Regions from separate parts of the Homo sapiens genome. Here region 1 is linked to region 2. A link is a loop called in an ENCODE intact Hi-C map of the cell type or tissue named here. Cell type or tissue: B cell. All regions are shown on one strand. Links, peaks and the distances in the headings refer to the core of each region. The heading gives the core; the rest is flanking DNA.

Region 1 (10,470 bases), core at 2,571-7,570, 170 kb after region 2:
GATATTTTATCTGATCACATATTGAATGATAAATATATGTTTAAAGTTCATTTCACTTGTTTCATTTTACTTTTTATTTTTGAGATGGGGTCTCACTATGTTGCCAGGCTGGTCTTGAATTCCTAGGCTCAAGCAATCCTCCTACCTCAGCCCCCCAAAGTCTGGGATTACAGGTGTGAGCCAATGCACCCAGCCTCTTTTTAGTTTTTAAAATGCAGCTACTAGAGAATTTAAAATGACCTATGTGGTTCACATTCTGTTTCTATTGGACAGTGCTGCTCTAGTATACCAGATTGCTCTTTTACTATGCTGCTTCTAGAATGATGTCAGGTGGAGAGCCTGACAACCAGTGGAATAAGAATAATGTTACATAAGAAGGAGCTCTCTTCCACACTGAATTCTTTCTTTTCCCTTTTTTTTTTTTTTTGAGACAGAGTCTTGCTTTGTCACCCAGCCTGGAGTACAGTGGCGCTATCTTGGCTCATTGCAACCTCCGCCTCCCAGGTTCAAGCGATTCTCTTGCCTCAGCCTCCTGAGTAACTAGGATCACAGGCATGTGCCTCTACGTCTCGCAAATTTTTTTGTATTTTTAGTAGAGACAGGGTTTCACCATGTTGGCCAGCCTAGTCTTAAACTCCTGACCCCAGGTGATCCGCCCACCTCAGCCTCCCAAAGTGCTGAGATTACAGGCACGAGCCACCGTGCCTGGCCTCCACACTGTTTCTAACTGGAAACAAACAAACAAAAAAACAAGAGGGAGCTCCTCTCTAGATATTATTAACCTTTCAAGTTCATTAAAATGTGGTTTTATTTATATAGTAAGTCTTTAAAGCTTCATTAGTGAATGAATAGTCAAACAGCACAGAAGATTCTTAAACCTCAACTGCTAGATTCCATTTGAATTTTAAATCCCATGATCTACTGACTTTAGAGCTTTTTAAAATCAAAGTTCCAATGCTGACTCAATGTATAGCCTTAGACAAGTTACCCATGTTCTTTTCCTCTACTTCTAGACTTTACAAATGATATTAATATTGACTACATTTGACTTCCAAATATGGTTATTATATGGGACATTTTGGATTTAAGTAAAATACTGGTACCTAGTTTCTCAATCAGATGACAATAGTCAATACGTTCTTGAGGATTCAGAGATGATAACTGAAATATGTACTGTTTTTTTAATTCTTCATGAGTCTCCTCTATCGTTATAATCTGGAATGAAAGTTTTACTTTAGAAAAAATTAACATTAAAAATGATCAGATACACAGTTCTTTTATAGTGGTATTTTACTCAGTCTTCTAAGTTATGAAATATACAAATAATGATACAATGCAAAAAATAGTTTTCAACATTTGATGAAGCCTTGATATTGACATCAACAAATTTCTAATACAGCCTAACAGCAGTATGCAAAAGCTGTATCACCATATTAAGGATCAACAAACCTTTTCTCTAGGGTGCGGAGCCACAGGGGGGTTGGCGAGTGGAAAGGCAATACTGGGGGCTTGAGGCGTAGGGATCAGGTGGCTGTCTTTTATGGGAGTTTCCAGTTCTTCAGAGATTGGGTGTTTGGGAGCTTCAGTCACACGTATGTTTCCAGGATCACAGACAGCTGAGGACAATAAAATGCTGCAGTGTGACAGGATCCAAATAAGACTAAAAACAAATTCTAGGAAATATTCTCATCTGTCTTAGTCAAGATGAAGTCAAGCACAAACTCTGGAATGTAAAAAGTACAGGCAAAAAAGTATCCTATCCCCAGAACTTATAAATAAATGCATCCCATCTGCATGTGACAATAATAACAATAAAGAAAAAATGCAATTTATTAGCATTAAACAGAGCAAGTGTGTTATCTGTGGGCTTCTCCCAACATTTTCCTTAAATACCAAGTTTTCATTGTTAAGTGTAACCCAAATTTGTAACATGAGAGCAATTCTACACTTGGAGAAAAGCAGAAGCAGAGATAAATCTATATATCTAATGGGAGGTCATCATGCAATGTGAAAAAGAAGAAAAGGAAGAAAAAAGATGAGAGATAGGAAAATTTTGTTTTTAAGGTAAAGCTCAAGGAAGAAAAAAAATAGGAGAATTCAGAAAGAAACTCATACAATCCAAAGAACAAATGTAGGTATGTGCTAGGCAGAATTCAAAAGACTTAAATGAAAATAAGATGATAGGAAGAAAAACCAAGCATTAACTCCACAAACACAAAAAGGGTTAGCTAGAATAAAAGAACAATGGTAGACACCATGTCTAGAAAAAAACGCCCAATTCTAAATTTCCAAATTTATGAAAATGTTTTTCAATTTACTGATGAAGTACCTCAATTTACAAATTATTTTTCTGGCTCAAGTTTAAACCAAAACCAGAAATATCTACGAAGTTTTTTTTGTTTGCACATTCAGATCAGAGAACTACAACATGCTCATCTGTTTATTTTTAAGAGGTCAACATGTACTTAATACAAACAAATGCAAAGATTTCTTTCTTGTTACCCTGTTTAGCAATTTCTGAATCATGTAAAGGCTTTTGAAAAGGAGAATCCTCCAAGTTTTGAATGTCAACCTGAAGCTCAGAGTATTGTGTGGGACAACTAGGCCACTGCAAATTGCTGGCAAGCCTTGCTCTCTCCTCCCTTGCTGTAGGGTCATCCCAAATGATCTGTTCATTTTGGGAAGGCTCTGTGTTGACATCAGGTACTGTCTGACGAGACTGCCTAAGGAATAGAAGTGACAGTTTAAATAAACAGCAATAACAAATCCAAACTCATTAAATCCATAAGTTAGACCATAAAAGTTGTGGCTCACCTTTATATGCCCACCATCTAGCACACAGTATGCATTAAAAATATTAAATAAATGAACCTAGGGACATTTTTTTTTTTTAAAAAGGTTTAAGGTTTCTTCCAGAAAAGTTATCTGTTTTAGCTAGGAACACATATTTTGACTACATGTCTACAGAACTAAAACTTCAAAGGAGAAATTCAACAGTGTCAAGAAATTTTTTAAAAATACTAAAGTAATTGGTACATTTAAAAATGTGATTTTCCTTAATTATACAGGTTAGGGAAACAGGGTAATGTTTCAAACACTATGGTTACTTTACTTAACAGTAGTTATATTTTTTAATTACTTGAAATTATAAGCACTATGATTACATGGGAGGCTTGCTGTAAAGGCTGCCTTATCAGAAGGGCCTTTTGGCTATTGGTAACCACTTTCCAGAGTCTACGGTGGAACAGCAATATGCTGAATTACAGGGAAGTGCATTTTATGGTGCGATTGTAATGATTCCACGTGACAGTAAATAGAAGTCCTATAATTTTCTTTATATTCACTCATTCATTCATTCTTAGTAAAAATAATTTACCATAAAACTTACACTGTGGAGAAGCAAAAAAAAAAAAAACAAAAAACAAAAAACAAAACAAAACACCAAAACCCATAAAACAATTTACCAAAGGAACCCCCAAATAGTTCCTTTGCTTCAAAAATAAAGAATATAGCCTTTTATTCTCACACTATATTTATTTACTCTGATTTGGTACAGGATTTAGGTTCTCTATAATGATAAAACATGATCTGAAGCATATTAAAAAGCTACTTTACTCAGTACTGAGATAATGAACTGCCTCATGTAATACAGTTAGCGTAAGATAAATGCTAGTTTATCTTATACTTAATTCAATTAGTCAACTGAAAATACAAGTCCCATAATTCTTATCACACAATTATAGATTTTTTTCTTCTATCACGAAAAAGATGAAGTTATGCAACTGAGCTTAAGTCACATCACACTAGAAACTGTAATCACCTTTTCTAGAAGATAAATTTTACAAGGAGAATACAAAATGCATGCAAAATCCCAACAAAAATAACTTTAAGATTTTACATATTGCATTAGAAAAAGACTCTGAAAAAATATATATGTACTTATTGTTTAATACAAATACTATTGAATACTAATACTAAAGAGCAGAGAGAACTGCCTACTGAATCCATTTCAAATGAGGCAAATTAGATCTTAAAATCATTTCTTTCTCAACGGAGGTAATAAAAAGTATCAATCATGCCTCACTGTGAAGCAGGTGCTGCTGTAAGACAAATCTCCATGTCTGCTCCACCTCCGAGTAAGAAATCTAGAACTGCTGGGAGCAAGAAATGGAAGGACAAGCTAGAACGAAAAATCTAGTCAGCAGAGAGCCAAAAGCAATAGATAATACTGGAATATAATATTTACTGTTTGGGCTAAATAAGGCCTAGGCATATAACCCCTTCACTAGTCTTGATATTTAAATTTCAGCTTTTACTGCATATTGGGGAAAAAAAGAAAAAAAAGCTAAATTAGGCCAAGCTCATGGAATTGAGTCAGCAGCAGGTACGTAAATCCTTTCTCTCAAGTCATCTAGTCTTTCTGCCATCAGTGACAGGTACACACCTCAGTGCCTCTAGGACTCTACTTCGTCCACTGCGAGCAGAGCGAGTGCTGTCAGGGGTTGAAGATGCGCTGTTACAACCACTTCTTGAAAGGGAAGTCCTCTGCCCTTGGGGTTTCACTATTGATGTTGCAGACATTATCTCCTGTAACTGCTTCTGAAAGTTCTCTCTCATCTCTAAGGTCTGTGTCAGAACTTGAAACAAACACAAATACACCATTCAAGGTAAGTTCCTCTTTTTTACCATATCTTACATTAACTATTTTGTTTAGACCTGGTTGAACACAAACTTATTGACTTGACATTTACTGAATATTAACTACAGGCTATAGTAATGTACTAAAACTATGAATACTGCAGAACATAAAAAGCAGCCCTTACCACAAGCACTGTATATGAAATAACTAGGAAGCCCTTCAAATACTTTTTTTTTTTTTTTTTTGGTGATAGTCTAGCACTGTCGCCCAGGCTGGACAGTGGTGCGACCTCGGCTCACTGCAACCTCCACCTCCCAGGTTCAAGCAATTCTCCCTGCCTCAGCCTCTCAAGTAGCTGGGATTACAGGTGCCCATCACCATGCCGGGCTAATTTTTGTATTTTTTAGTAGAGACGCGGTTTCGCCACGTTGGCTAGGCTGGTCTTGAACTCCTGACCTCAGGTGATCTGCCCACCTCAGCCTCCCAAAGTGCTAGGATTACAGGCATGAGCCACCGTGCCTGGCCCCCTTCAAAGACATTTCATCAAGACCTGTAGTGATTATCCCTCTGTAAAGCTCCCTGCCTGCTTCTGACTCTCATGGTATGTACTACACTCTGAGATGTCTTATAGTCATTTGTGTATGTGTCTGATTTTTCCCAAAGATTCTTTTAATTTTTTAGAGACAGAGTCTTGCTCTGTGGCCCAGGCTGGACTGCAGTGGTATGGTCATAGCTCATTATAACCTCTAACTCCTGGGCTCAAGTGATCCTCCAGCCTCAGCAACCTGAGTAGCTGGCACTACAGGTGTACATTACCACGCCCAGCTAATTTTTTAAATTTTTTGTAGAGACAAGGTCTCACTATGTTGCCCAGGCTGATCTGGAACCCCTAGCATCAAGCAATCCTCTTGCCTTTGCCTCCCAAAGCTCTGAGATTACAGGTGTGAGCCACCGTGCCCAGACTCCCCAAAGGCTCTTGAAAACACAGACCACAACATACATCCAGCCCTCCACATCCACCGGTTCTGCATGCATGGATTCAACCAAGTATGGATCAGAAATATTTTAAAGACATAAAAATGAAAAATATCACAATTAAAAGTACCAGTAAAAAAAATAAAATATAACTATTTACAAAACATTTACAGTGCATTAGGTATTATAAGTAATCCAGAGATGATTTAAAGTATACAGGAGGATGTGCATTGGTTAAATTCAAATCCTATGTCATTTTATACATAAGGAACTTAAGCATCTGTGGATTTTGGTACCTGAGGTAAGTCCTCGGAACCACTGCCACATGGATACCAAGGGACAAGACAACTGTATTTACCTTTGGTTTTCTTTAAAGCCTAAACTCTGGAGTAAGTATTAAATAAATGCATTTGGAATGAACAGAGTGAGACTAACCAAATAGGTAAGTCATAGGGAAAGCTTTGGTAGGTTAGAATGAGTAAGGAAAACAGAACATATTAAATCTATTAAAAGACATCCATGTATAAGGTTATTCACTGCAGTACTATTTATAAAAGCAAGAAAGTAGAAATAACCTAAATGCCTATTAAGAATGGATGCCTAAACAAAGTGGGACCATTCATAATGAATACAATACAGTTGCCCAAAAAGAAAGAAAAGGGAAGAAAGAAGGAAAGGGAAAGGAAGGGAAGAGGGAAAGGAGAGGAAGGGGGACAGGAAGGAAAGGGAGGGAAGGAAGGAAGAAAAGCAAGAAAGAAAAAGACTAAAGAAGCTCCTAGTTATCTACTGATATAAAACACTACCCAAGGTAACAAAAAGATCAGCGTATGAAATAGCATGTATAGTAGTCCACCATTTATGTTTTTTTTTTTTTTTTTTTTTGAGACAAGAGTTTTGCTCTTCTTGCCCAGGCTGGAGTGCAATGGCATGATCTCGGCTCACCGCAACCTCCGCCTCCCGAGTTCAAGCGATTCTCCTGCCTCAGCCTCCCGAGTAGCTGGAATTACAGGCATGCAACCACCATGCCCGGCTAATTTTTTGTATTTTTAGTAGAGACGGAGTTTCTCTATGTTGGCCAGGCTGATCTCAAACTCCTGACCTTGGGTGATCTGCCTGCCTCAGCCTCCCAAAGTGCTGGGATTACAGACACGAGCCACCATGCCCAGCCTATGTGTTTGTTTGTTTTTTTTTAATGGGGGAAAAACATATTTACGGCTATATATGCATAAAGCAGCTCTAGAAGGATACATAAGGAACTAATAACACTGGGGGGCTGGAGAATAAGGGTGGAAGAAACTCTTCATATGTCTTTTTGTATCTTTAAAACCATGTGGATATGTTAAAATATATTGTACATATAAGAAAACTTTTTGAAAATCACTCAAAAGAACTGGACCAAAGACTAGATTTTTAAAAAATCACCAACTTCACCTACCTTTAATGGAATAGGGCTGTATCACACTAACTCCATAAAAACCTAGTTTCATAAATTTCATAAGCTTTACACTTAAACTACATAAAACTTTGCAAATTATCACTTAATGATCAGCATGGGACCACAAATCAATCCTCTAATATATGCTTTGCTTGTATTTAGTAATTTAAACATATTTTACAGCTGGGTGCAGTGGCTCACAAGGCAGGAGGATCCTTTCAGCCCAGGAGTTTCAGACCAGTGTGGGCAAGATGACAAGACCCCATCTCCACAAAAAATTGAGACCTTGTCTCAAAAAAAATTTTTTTAATTAAAAAATAAAATATTTTACCTCCTTTAGAGTCATTCTTTCCACTTCCATTTGATGGTGCTGACTCTTTATTATTGGTGGCCATATTGTCTACATCATTTTCTTCTAAAATCAAAGGATCTGGCTATTGAAAAAGAAAAATTATAAATTCTCAAACCAAGCCACTGTATAAGGTTTCATAGCAATATATGATTATACCTTTAGCTTAAGAGGGGGTAAATGTATCATCCATATCTCCTACCTCATCATCCTTTGTTGAAGACACAGCTGAGAGTAGTCGACTATTACAGAGCCGGCCATCTTGCACTGCGCTGATATCCAAGCTCATTTTGGGATTATAAGTATGTGGATAAAGAGATTCAGGAAGATGTTTACACTCTTGGGCACACTGCAATACAATGGTGTGCTTTAAGACAGGACTGACAAAATCTTAATGAATAGATGATGTTAAGTAGGATAAGGACAAGCAATACATTATACTGTAATATGGCAAAAAGTTCACAAAACTGGTTTGAAAAGTAGTTTACACTGAAAAATTTGCATCATACAAATGACAGATTGTCCTCATGTTTTAAATGTCATATCCACTGAAGTATAAAATCTGAAACCATTCCTGTGCTTTTGCAAAGGTATCAATTACCCTCCAGAGAATACCCAGGAAAAAAAAGAAACACAGATCTAAACTCTATTGATATGTTAAATTTTCCCCAAATAATTATAAACTTTCCATTCATATCACATTTTTAATTAGTACAAGGAAATGGAGAATTAGAAAGAGTATCCATTAAAGATTTGTTAAGTATTTAAGGACTAAAGATGTTAAGTTTTTGATGCCAAAGATCTGAAATGTGTACAGTTAACCAAGACTATTAAACTGGCTTCTAGTTCCATTGAGAGTGAAAACTCTTGAGTTAGTGCTCTGAAATAATGTTTGTATACATTTTCAATTAACAGAGATGGGGGGGAAAAAAGCACTGCTTACATCTAAAAGCCAGTGCTCGGAAACAATGTGTACTCCTCTTTCTTTTACAGATTTATACTCCCGATTAGTGTCATTTGGCCGCCCTTGATAGATGAAATGAGTCACTGTTTCATCAAAACTCCACCTGAAATAACCAATACAAAAAAACAAATAACCAAGAGAAACATCCTCATTAGTTTAAGATGATTCTTATTTACTGTGAACAGAATATTCTGACCTTCCCAAAACTTTCGGACTAGAGTAAACAAGACCATTAAAATGACAGGCTCAAGCCAAGTGATACATGCCTATAGTCCCAGCTACCCAGGAGGCTGAGGCAGGAGGACACTTGAGGCCAGGAGTTTGAGGCTGTAGTGTGCTATGATCACCCCTGTGAACAGACACTGCACTTCAGCCCAGGCAACACAGCAAGACCCCGCCTCAAGAAAAAAACAGTTAAAAAAATGATGATAGGCTCTATCTTTTTGGACAAATTTTATGCATATATCTGTAGGTATATAAATACAGAGAGAGGTTTAGAAGAATATCCTTTAAAATATTACTTTCTTCTTTATGCTTTTCTGAATTGTTTCAATTTTCTTTTATAAAGAATATCACTTTTACAGTAACCATAAAGGTATTTCAAATTAATAAATTGCAAAGCATCCAACTTGCCCTCCAGTTGCTGGCAGTCACTATTCATTGTATGCCCCAAAACAGACTATATATATTTTACACATCATTATCTCATCCATTCCTCACAACAATCCTAACACTGGTATTATTACATTAATCTTAAAGATAAAAGAACTAAGGGACATGGTTCAGTACCCTGTTCAAGGATACTCAATGAGTAAATGATAGAGATAACTTTGACTTCAAAAGCCATGCTCTTAACTATTATATTATGCTATGATCTCCCAATTCTTCCTATTCAATATTCTCTCTTTTTTTGAGACAGAGTCTCACTCTGTCACCCAGGCTGGAATGCAGTGGCACAATCTTGGTTCACTGCAATCTCCACCTCCCGGGTTCAAGCAATTCTCCTATCTCAGCCTCCTGAGCAGCTGGGATTATAGGCGTACGCCACCACACCCAGCTAATTTTTGTATTTCTAGTAGAGATGGGTTTTCACCATATTGGGCAGTGGTCTCGAACTCCTGACTTCAAGTGATCCACCCGCCTTGCGCTCCCAAAGTGCTGGGATTACACGCATGAGCCACCGTGCCCGGCCGCTATTCAATATTCTCTTGACCTGGGAAACATCAAGTAAAAACCAAAGGGTAGGTAAAAATTATATTTCTAAATACAATCACCAAAATAAACAGAATTTTATCCTTAGGGACACTTAATATTTTCCATTTTCTAAGTAAGGAATATCTCTGAGCTTTTTAAATAGACAAATGAATTAAGAAGCTGGGTGCAGTGGCAGTGGCTCATGCCTGTAATTCCAGTACTTTGGGAGGCCAAGGCAGGTGGATCACCTGAGGTCGGGAGTTTCAGACCAGTCGACCAACATGGAGAAACCACATCTCTTCTAAAAATACAAAATTAGCCGGGTGTGGTGGCGCATGCCTGTAATACCAGCTACTCAGGAGGCTGAGGCAGGAGAATCGCTTAAACCCAGGAGGTGGAGGTTGTGGTGAGTCGAGATTATGTCACTGCACTCCAGCCTGGGCAACAAGAGCAAAACTCCCTCTCAAAAAAAAAAAAGAATTAAGAAAAAGAAGTAAGAAGTACTATTGCCTCCTAAGTTATATTATAAAAATCTCTATTTCCTACTGACCATGTATCCTAAAACATAACAATAAAAATACACCTTGCCTAATTTGTTAGTTCTCAGAATAACTGTCTCCCTTTCTGCGTAGTGGTATATTATCAAGATAATTCAGAAAAACAGAGGAGTATTTTTGCCTGAATCAATTTGGTTTACCAGTCAACTCCACTATGACAATATGGAAACCATGAGTTTCAGTCTTCAGAGGCCATTCAAGAACAGACTGTCAGTGGTTGTAGATGGTTTACATCAGGGTTTGGCAAATTTTTTCTTAAAAGGCCAGATAGTAAATATTTTAGACTTTGCAGGCCAAACAATCTCTTTTGCAACTGCTCAACTTTTGTCTTGTATGTGAAAGCAGTCATAGGCAATT
Region 2 (10,470 bases), core at 1,769-6,768:
CAGATGCAGGAACCAGCCAATGAGGGAGGAAGAGAATCAGCAAAGGCCCCACCATGCTCTCTACAGCTCAGGATGAAACGGAGCGGTCACCCCTAATTGTTTTCCCTCACTCTCCCCATAACTACTGCACCACAAAGAACCGACTGTTCTATCCCCCAAATGCATCTTAAACTAGTCCACATTTTTCCACCTACCCTATGATCACATCGTTCGTCCAGGCCACCATCATTAATAAAATGGGCTCCCTGGACCACCGCAAGAGCCTCCCGACTGGTTCTTTGGCATCTTCTCCTGCCTCCTCCAATCCTCTCTTCCCACAGTAGTCAGAGGGTCCACTTAGTGCACAGATCACCTCTGTAACCTGCTCAAGCCCTTTCAAAGGCTTCCCAGTAAATCTCAACTCCTTTCCATTGTGCCCAAGGCCTTCCCTCTATGGTCTGGTCTTGTCTACCTTTTTAACCTCATCTCCTACAGTAGCGGCTGGTTTCTCAACAAACAGGACAGAGCCTGGCATAAACAGTAATTATGTGCTGAAGAAATTAAGGCAAGAATGAATGAGTGAATAAATAGAAAAGTTTCATGGGGAAGCCGTGTTTGAAATGAGCATTATACTGGAGCAGGCTTTCTCAGACTGAGGGCTGGGAGTGGGGAGGTAGTGAAACAAGTTGCTCTCAATGGAGGCAGCAGGTGCAAAGGCACAGAGGGATTCCAGGTGCAGCAGGGAGGCAGCTAGAGCAGGCCTGGGGGCAGGGCCATGTGAAACCGGGGTTCTCAAGGTTGAGTATGCATCATAAGCCCCTGGAAAGCTTGCTGAGACACAAATTGTTGGGACCCACCTGCAGAGATTCTGATAGGTCCATCTGAAACAGGAGCTGAAAAGTGCATTTCTCACAAGTTCCCAGGTGATGCTGCTGCCACTGGTCCAGGGCCCACACTTTGAGAACCACTAGTGCAAAGTACAGTCAGTCCTTCACATCCATGGGTTCCACATCCATGGATTCAACCAACTGTAGATCAAAATATTTTTTAAAAAATAGATGATTGCGTTTATACTGAACATGTGGGCTTTTTTCTTGTCATTATTTTCTAAATAACACAATAAATAACAACTATGTACATAGCATTTCCATTGTATTGGGTATCATAAGTAATCTTGAGATGATTTAAAGTATATGGAAGGATGTGTGTGTAGGTTATATGCAAATACTACATCATTTTATATAAGAGACTTGAGCATCCGTGGGGGACTGGAACCAAGACCCCATAGATACCAAAGGACAACTGTACATAGGTTTTCTATAAGCTTTAATTTTGGAGGGTAGGAATTGTTACCTTAAAAGAAGGATATAAATCACTATTTTAAGCCAATATTAGTCCTTTGATACTTAAATGTGAATGAGTTGCAAGTTCTTTATCAACCAGAAGGAGAACTCCAGGCACCAGAGGTGAGAGACAGGAGTGATTAAGAACTGGGAAAGGGAGACACCCTAGTCTGCCTGCTCCCCAGTGTGCCCCAGGCCAAGCTGGAACAGAAATGATTAGCTTTGCTAGTGGGGAATTCAATGAAAATGGCAGGGTTTGGTGGCTTACACCTGTAACCCCAGGACTCTGGGAGGCCAAGATGGGTGGATAATTTGAGGTCAGGAGTTCGAGACCAGCCTGGCCAACATGGTGAAACCCCATCTCTATTAAAAATACAAAAATTAGCTGGGCGCAGTGGCACATGCCTGTAATCCCAGCTACTCAGGAGGCTGAGGCACGAGAATATCTTGAATCTGGGAGGCAGAGGTTGCAGTGAGCAGATATTGTGCCACTGCACTCCAGCCTGGGCAACAAAGCAAGACTCTGTCTCAAAGAAAAAACAAAAAAAGTAATTCAATGAAATGAAACAAAATAAGACAGCCACACTGGAGCAAGGGGAAAGCAGTTATTTTCTTCTCCCATAGCTGGGATTTGGCTCCACCCTGCAGGCTCCCCCTATCAGAGCCTTCAGCTCACCATTTATATATATATATATATATATATATATATATATATATATATATATATATATATATATATATATATATATAAAGGAGTTTCTTGGGTTGAAGGGAGGACACCCCTCATTCCCTACCTGTGGGAGATCCTGAGAGGCTTGGGGATTCAAGTTTGAAAAACCACTCCTCAAGGCTCCATGAAACCCCTAAACTATATCCACAATGTTTATGTTCACGTGTATGTTTTGGGGGAGACGAAACTCTAGAGCCACGCTGCCCAATACGGTAGCCACGGGTGGCCACCATGCTGGACAGTGCAGACAGAGCATTTCCACCGTCACAGGAAGCTCTCTCAGCACTCATCTAGAGCTTTCACCAGCCTTCCAAAGGCATCCATGACCAGAAATTTTAAGAGCTGCTAGGCAAAGCCAGTGAAACTTCATCTAAGGAGCCGGACTCTGCCCTGGAGAGATGAAAGCTTGTCACTGTGACAGAGGCTATGAACAAGTCTGCCTTTGAATAGTCTTTTTGTGCCAAAAATCCCACTCTAAAAACTCTTAGAAGATATCCAGATTTTATGCCTTATTATTTATATCCCCCCACCCTGACCATTGTCCAAAGAGAGGGACATCTTAATTCCACAAATATTTGCTGTAAGAAAGGTTCTCTGAGGTCCCCCAGAGCCTCTGTGCCTAACACAAGTCATGGTGGTAAGTGATCTTGACGCTCCCAGTGACCTTGTCTCCTTTGGTGTGTGTGATCGCTCTAGGTGGGTGAGGCAGTCTTGGAAAATGCCCGGCTCATGCTGCAGACAGAAACTATCCAGGCCGGAGCAGATGACTTTAAAGAGAGGTAATGTCTTACAGCAGAGGCGACAGTCCCTCCACATCCCTAGACTCCTAGGCAAGTGTGGATAATGCTGTTCTGGAGCCTGCATCATCCACCTTCTACCTCAGGGGAAGCTGGCAGGATAACAGAGCCATGATTATCCAGCTCACACCCCTCCTTGTAAACATAAAGTAGGCCCCAAGGGCTCAAAGATTTTGCCCACTGTCAGTTGGTTTAGAGCAGGGTTCTCAAACTCTGGAATGCTCAGAATCACCCAGGGGCCATATAGAAAACAGAGATTGCTGCGCCCCACCCTGTTGAATTTCTGACTCAATGGGTCTGGAGAAGGGCCCCAAATTTATATTCCTAACAAGTTCCCAGGGATGCTGATCCTGCTGGTCCTGGGACTCAAATACTTTGAGAACTACTAGCTTACAGTAATGATTCTCCAACCTGGGCATATCAGAATTACCTGGGCACTTAAAAATGTCAGTGCAGTGCACAAGCCATAGACTAATTAAATCAGAGTCCCCAGGGGTTGGGTCCAGGCTTCAGCAGTTTTAGAGCTCACCAGGTGACTTAATGTGCATCCAGGCTTGAGAACCGTGCTCAGCTACACCTCCCACTCAGTCCCTGAAGGCATCTGGGTTTGCAGCCACTCTCCTGGAGATGGACACTTTTAACATGGGTGCTTTGGAGACAGAAACCACATTTCTTATTTTGGGGTCCCCACCCTGGTGCTTAGCAGGTTGTCAGTAATGTTTGTTAAAGGATCCTTGGTTGAAAAGGAGGACAATCAGGATAGCGATGAAGATGCCGGATCCCCTAACCTGGATCTGAACTCCTGAGTTTTCCCTGGAGTTCTGTGTTGCAACACTCCCATGAGGCTGGTAGCCCGGGAAGCCAGGTTATCAGAAGTTGGCTGCAATTGCCTTCATTTTAATAAATCAATGTGTGACAACTGCACTAACAGTGCCCTCAAATCTATTGAAACAGTGACTTTTACCATTCATTGTCTAACTATCACATAATTGGCCTGTTGGTAACATTTATAATCTGATTCTTTTTCTTTTGGGCTACTCAGTTATGCTAATTAAGTTCCTTTATCTGCAGATATGAAAATGAGCAGCCATTTCGAAAGGCGGCAGAAGAGGAAATTAACTCTCTGTATAAAGTCATTGATGAGGCTAATTTGACTAAAATGGACCTGGAGAGTCAAATAGAAAGTCTGAAAGAAGAACTTGGCTCTCTATCAAGAAACTATGAAGAGGTAGGAGGGGGCTGGGGTTGCTGGGTTGGCCACAAGACCAGAAGTTCACATCTGTCTGCCTGTGCTTCATAACAAGGCCACAGTAGCTCATTTCTGACTCTCCACATTGCGTGCCCAGGACTGCAGGGAACATACCTGTAAAATACTTTCAGATCCTTGAAGTGGGTCAGGTTACCCCAGCAGTCTCAAACTCAAATAGCTTCAGGAACCAGTGTGGTACAGAAACAGGGGAAGGCAGCCAGTCTTGGCACTAGCAAATGAGGGAACTTGTGTTAAATTAGAGGGAGCAACCCCTCCTCAATGCATTCTATGTCAGGTTTTTTTTTCAACACTGTATTATACAAACAAAACAACTCTGAGGGTAGATCCAAGCTGTGGTTGACATCTACTCATTAACAAAACTGGGTCAGATTATTGAGTGACAGAACTGAAGAGGACCTCCAACAGTTATGGGGTCTAGTTCCCTGCGAGACTTCAGCAATTCTAAACCACCTCACACATATTACTGTCTGATCCAAGATTTAGGCTGCTTCAAGTTGAAAGAGTCAAAACCCACTTAACGATGCTCACATTGGGAAGTTCTTTCTTGAGACCAACTTAAGCTAACCAGCAACTGTAAGCCCATTTCTTCTTGTTCTTAGCTCAGTGATTTAAGACTACTCTCCAACAGTAACCATTTAGAGATGCCAAAGTTATCTTTTAAGTCTCTTTCATCCTTGTCTGGCTTTATGCATAAATGCCCTGTGCTGTTGTTGCTTACTTTGTTTTTGTTTTTGTTTTTGTTTTATTTTACTTTAAGTTTTAGGGTACATGTGCACAATGTGCAGGTTAGTTACATATGTATACATGTGGTTTTTTGTTTGTTTGTTTGTTTGTTTGTTTGTTTGTTTTATTTTGATTTCTGCTTTGGGCCTGGGCTTGTGGAGACCAACCTAAGAAATGCATCCTTGGTGCTAGGCATGGTGGTTCAAGCCTGTAATCCCAGCACTTTGAGAGGCCAAGGCAGGGGATCACTTGAGCCCAGGAGTTCAAGACCAGCCTGGGCAACATGGTGAAACCCTGTCTCCACTAAAAATACAAAAATTAGCTGGGCATGGTGGTGTGTGCCGTGCCTGTGCCTGTAGTCTCAGCTACTCAGGAGACTGAGGTGGGAGGACTGTTTGAGCCCAAGAGATGGAGGCTGCAATGAGCTGAGATCATGTCACTGCACTCCAGCCTGGGTGACAGAGTGAGACCCTGTCAAAAAAAAGAAGGAAGGAAGGAAGGAGAGAGAGAGAGGAAGACAGACGGAAAGAAAGAGAGAAAGAGAGAGAGAAAGAGAAAGAAGGAAAGAAGGAAAGGAAGGAAGGAAGGAAGGAAGGAAGGAAGGAAGGAGGGAGGGAGGGGGAGGGAAGGAGGGAGGAAGAAAGAAAGAGAGAGAAGGAAAGGAAGGAAGGAAGGAAGGGAGGGAGAGAGGGAGAAATGCATCCTTGGGAAAAGAGAAATTACACTTACGCTGGGAAGAAGGTCAGGGACTTTCCCAGTCTCTGTGAAGCCTGTGTCTGGCAGTTGTGGAATGAGAAAAGAATTGCCCACAGAGCTGGTTTTCTGCTGGCTAGAATTCTATGCCATTTATTTCCCCCCGTAACTCATCTAAGATGTATATTGTTGTTTTCAGGATGTGAAGCTGCTGCACAAACAGTTGGCAGGGTGTGAGCTGGAACAAATGGATGCTCCCATTGGCACTGGTCTGGACGACATCCTTGAGACGATCAGAATTCAGTGGGAGAGAGATGTTGAAAAGAACCGGGTGGAGGCAGGAGCCCTGCTCCAAGCTAAGGTGAGAGGCAGGACCAGCATCCTCCACTCTGCCCTATGCAGAAGGAGGCCACGCTGAGCTGCAAACTAGTCAATGTGCAGACGAAGAAATAACAACGGTTTAGTAACAAGTTCAACCTCATTAGAAACAGAAGAAATGAAAATTAAAATAATAGCTTTTTGTTTACCTATCTAAAAGTAGAAAATGTTTAAAATGGTAAAAATGCTGGCAAGTATGTGGAGAAGTAGGTTCTCTACTGTATTACTGAAGAGCATAAACTAGTGCACTGCCTTTGAATAAGAAATTTAGTAATATGCACCAAGAGTGTTAAAATGCCCCTAGCTACCAACTGAATAATCTGAATACAATCCTGAAAGAATAATTGAGGCCGGGCGTGGTAGCTCACGCCTGTAATCCCAGCACTTTGGGAGGCCAAGGCGGGCGGATCATGAGGTCAGGAGATCGATACCATCCTGGCTAACAGGGTGAAACACTGTCTCTACTAAAAATACAAAAAATTAGCCGGACGCATTGGCAGGTGCCTGTAGTCCCCGCTACTCGGGAGGCTGAGGCAGGAGAATGGTGTGAACCTGGGAGGCGGAGCTTGTAGTGAGCCAAGATTGGGCCACTGCACTCCAGCCTGGGCAACAGAGCAAGACTCTGTCTCAAAAAAAAAAAAAAAAAAAGAATATTTGAAAAAATAAATCATCTGTGTCCAAATATACTCACTGAAGCATTATAAGAGTGAAAAAAACATACACATTTACTAGTAGAAGAAAATCTAAGCCACAACCTACCTATGTGCAGTAAAATATCAGGCAGTTATTAGAATTAATGTTTATGAAGCATTTATAAAATAGGAATGTGTTCATAATATGAGGTAAAATGAGGAGAAAATGAGAGTACAGAATGGTATATGCCAGAAGCCAAAAAATATTCTCTGTAAAGGACCAAACAGTAAATATTTCAGGCTTCTTGGGCCAGATGGCCTCTGTTGTAACTCCTCAGCGCTGCCACTGCAGTGTAAAAGCAGCTGTAGCCAATAGGTAGCTAATGAGCATAGCTGTGTTCCAATAAAACTTTATTTACAAAAATAAGCGGTGAGATGGATTTGGCCTGTGGACTGCAGTTTGCCACTTCCTGGTATATACAGTAGGGTAAAGCATTCAAACAAAGAAACTAGGCATTGAGAAAAAATTTTAGAAAGAAAAGACTAAAATGGGATTAGCAGTCGTTGCCTTTGAGTGATGGATCAGTCTGACACTTTGAGATGTTTTTTCTTTTTTGTTTTTGAGTATTTCTCAAGTTTTTGTTAAATAGTATACATTATATTCATGGAAGAAAAACAACTTTTATTAAACCTCATAAATAATACAGGAATTAACCAGAAAATAGGATGCATAGGGTTTGTTCTTCCCTTCTCCATCTCCCACCCATTTCTGACTTTGTAATCTTGAGACAGAGGATGAAAAGTGACAAGGAAGGAAAATGTGGAAAAGTAGAGAAAATAAGGTAGATGTCTGAGTTAAGGCAAAAGGCTGTTTCTGAGCTCTTGATTACTATTTAGTGGTTCTTGATCCTGGCTACGCAGCAGAATTATTTCAGAGCATTTTCAAAAATCGCCATCCCAGACCAACCAAATCAGACAGAGGAGAGGGACTTTGTGATTTTTAAAGCTCTCTGGATGATTCTAATATGCAGCCAGATTTGAGAACCATAAGAATTATAAAAAGCTATGAAAAGAAAAATAGGAGAGGCTTTTCTGTCCTTTCTCCCACCATACTCCCTCTATCCCCCAAGTATCAACAAGAACCTTCCCAGCAGGGTCTTCATCAATTCTGGATTCCCAAAATGTTCTCCAGCCTAGAAAACATCCTTTCACTCACCCATTTCTCCAACCCCTACCCCGTTTCAATAGCTTCCTTTCTTTCTAACCACCAATCATTGAGCCAGGTCACTACAAACACTTTTTTATGGCAAATAGAGCCTAGTTATTCAAAAAATGACTTCCCCTCGCCCCACCCAACCTGATGAGAAGTGGAGCAACACAGAGGTAAAGTGAAGCCATAGATTTGAGTTTGGTCCATTGCCTTTTTTAACAGACTCATGACAGATAACAGATAATTAATGGTCCTAGAGACCATCTGATCCCATTCCCTAATTTTAGGTGTGAGGAAACTGAGACCCAGAGAGTGCAGGTGACTTCCCACGATCACACAGCTGGTTGAGAGCTCCATAGTTCAACTCTCCTGTTCTTGGTCCAGAGACCTTTTCTCTGCATTGGGCTGCATCGTTTCTCCCCTGGCTCTGCTTCTAAAGCTAAACCTCAGAGGCCCAGCAGTTTGCAAACTTTGCTTCTGTCCCAGCCCTCCTGCGGTGTGCACCACACTGTGGTAACTGTTTCTTTGGGAAAGGACAGACTATTATAATTATCAGAAATAAATCCTTCATAGTATGAAAAAGAAAAAAAAAAGGTCATTATTATCTCCTCCTCACCCCTTGGAGAATCATCACTAGCCCAACAGTAACTCAAACATTAATTCTGAACAGATTCATTAGTGTTTTTTTAATAGAGTAATCTGAAAGCTACATCTCAGAGAAAACAGACAGTATTTGTTTTAGCTTGGCCAATGCTGCCTGGGCCTCTTGCAGAAAGGCAGAGCTCAGAAAATATTTGCAGAATGAGTGAATTCCTCTGATCATCAACAGAGATCTGAACTGACAGCCAGAATTCCTCCAATAAATAGTTTTGTCAGTTGCAGTTGTGCCCTCAGGGGCTGACATTTGCCCATCCTGAGCATCTCTTGTCGGTTTCTTGGCGGCATAGCATAAATGTGAAATGGCTTAGCACACACAGCTTTCAAAAGCTTTTGTAAAGAAAATGCAAGCATGCATTTAATTACCTTTCGGACCACAGAGGCTGAAAATTAATTAACATGATTAATTTATATCTTAGTTTAGGTTCCTTCAGAAGCAGATCCTGAAACAAATATTGGAGTTAAGGTAGTTTACCTGGAAGTTGGGGAGTTAAAAACCAACAAAATACCAGTAGAGGAGAAGCAAAGAAGGGAACCAACAAAGAATGCCTAATCAAACCAGTTACCACTGTGGGAGACTGACGTGTAAACCAAGAAGAATTGTGAGAAACGGTATAGACTACAGGAGAGGGGAAAGGCAAGGGAGCTGAGATGTTAATACCATCTCCCAACAGTTTTCTGCCATCTGCTATCAGAGTGGCCTTCCAAAGGCTTCAGAGAAACTCTCAGGCAAAAAGATGCAGAATCTGGCAGGGGGAACAGGAGAGCACTAAACTGCGAAAGCCTAAGGGATAAAGGTGGTACCATCAGCATCTGCTAGAACTTATCTGCCAATTCTGTTTATTTTTTCAGTCATTAAAAGCTTAATAAAATAGAGACATAAAAAAATTTATTAAGAGGTTCTGGCTAAGGTCAGTGCAGTATTCATATTCTTTCCAGCTATGGTGTTACGAATGTCAGGAACCTCATGGTCCAGTTTTTGAAGCTTCTGAAGTTGTATGATTCAGTGATGACAGGATCAGATTGGTCCAGAGAATTTCTGGAGGGTCTTAAAGTCTAGTTCTTCCTTGTCTATTTGTTGTGGTTACCTAATGCAGGGTACTCAGGGATGCTTCAGGAACCTCAGACAACATGCCACACCACACTCTAGACCTCCTAGTTAGTCAAGTAAAACAAAACAACTTTTTTTTTAAGTTGGGCACTGTGGCATGTGCCTGTAGTCCTAGCTATTCAGGAGGCTGAGGCAGGAGGATTGCTTGAGGCCAAGAGTTCAAAGGAGAAGTACACTATGATCATGCCTATGGATAGCCACTCTACTCCAGCCTGGGCAACATGGTGAGACCCCATCTCTTTTTTAAAAAATCCTTTTTGTCCCCTATGCTCTTACAAAATGCTTCTGACACCAAATATGTAGGTTTGTTCCACACCAAGCAGATCTCCAAACACCAACTGAGTGTCCTATAATTCAATTCAATCCTGACACTACCTGCCTGAAGTAGTATCAGATCCCACAGGTTAAGGGCTCAGTCCCATAAGACAGCCCTCACTTCAGATGACAAGTCTGGCCCTCCCATACTTCGGATGAACTGGCTATAAATTAGGGGTTCCCACAACCTCCTCTGCAGAGGGATAAGTAGATAGTTTGCTAGAACAGTGCCCAGAACTCAAGGAAACACTTTACATATTTTTGCCAGCTTATTATAAAGGATACAATTCAGGAGCAGCCAAATGGAGGAGATGCTTAAGGCAACGTATGTGAGAAGGGGCACAGAGTCCCCAACTCCAAATTTTTGACTCTATTATAATAACACTTGGCTTAAAATGCAAACACGTCATACAGCTATACAAAAATATTCTTTCTTTTATCCTTATTCTATAAGCTTGTTTTCTATTTTTAAGAGGGGGTTTTTTTAACCTTTTAAACTTTTTTTGTTAAAAACTAAGACACATACATACACATTAGCCTAGGCCTACACAGGGTCAGGATCGTCAATATCACTGTCTTCCACCTCCACATCTTGTCCCACTGAAAGGTCTTCAGGGGCAGTGACATGTGTG

The links. Peaks named below come from ENCODE experiments on the same cell type or tissue, not always from the same donor. Only the 100,000 strongest peaks of a DNase experiment are listed, where the experiment ranks them.
Region 1: a loop joins it to region 2, with 2.5 times the contacts of the local background. A loop is called at or near these places in 1 of 110 quality-filtered maps.

The regions. Positions count from the first base shown.
Region 1 is chr3:133,615,711-133,626,180 of GRCh38, forward strand. It overlaps TOPBP1 (DNA topoisomerase II binding protein 1), which reads right to left. Exons shown (of 28, transcript NM_007027.4): 17 at 8,342-8,465; 18 at 7,601-7,747; 19 at 7,381-7,483; 20 at 4,445-4,637; 21 at 2,503-2,723; 22 at 1,450-1,616; 23 at 1,104-1,215. Among named protein-coding and RNA genes, the nearest start is that of TOPBP1, 41 kb to the right of the region's middle. RefSeq lists an enhancer at 4,874-4,963. In B cell, for the core only: no CTCF peak of the experiment used is centred there; a DNase peak (open chromatin) is centred at 4,561; H3K27ac peaks cover 1,523 bases.
Region 2 is chr3:133,444,569-133,455,038 of GRCh38, forward strand. BFSP2 (beaded filament structural protein 2) reads left to right here. Exons shown (of 7, transcript NM_003571.4): 2 at 2,749-2,831; 3 at 3,921-4,077; 4 at 5,735-5,896. All of the region lies in intron 2 of BFSP2-AS1 (BFSP2 antisense RNA 1), which reads right to left. Among named protein-coding and RNA genes, the nearest start is that of BFSP2-AS1, 41 kb to the right of the region's middle. In B cell, for the core only: no CTCF peak of the experiment used is centred there; DNase peaks (open chromatin) are centred at 3,373 and 4,053; H3K4me3 peaks cover 870 bases; H3K27ac peaks cover 1,073 bases; H3K27me3 peaks cover 367 bases.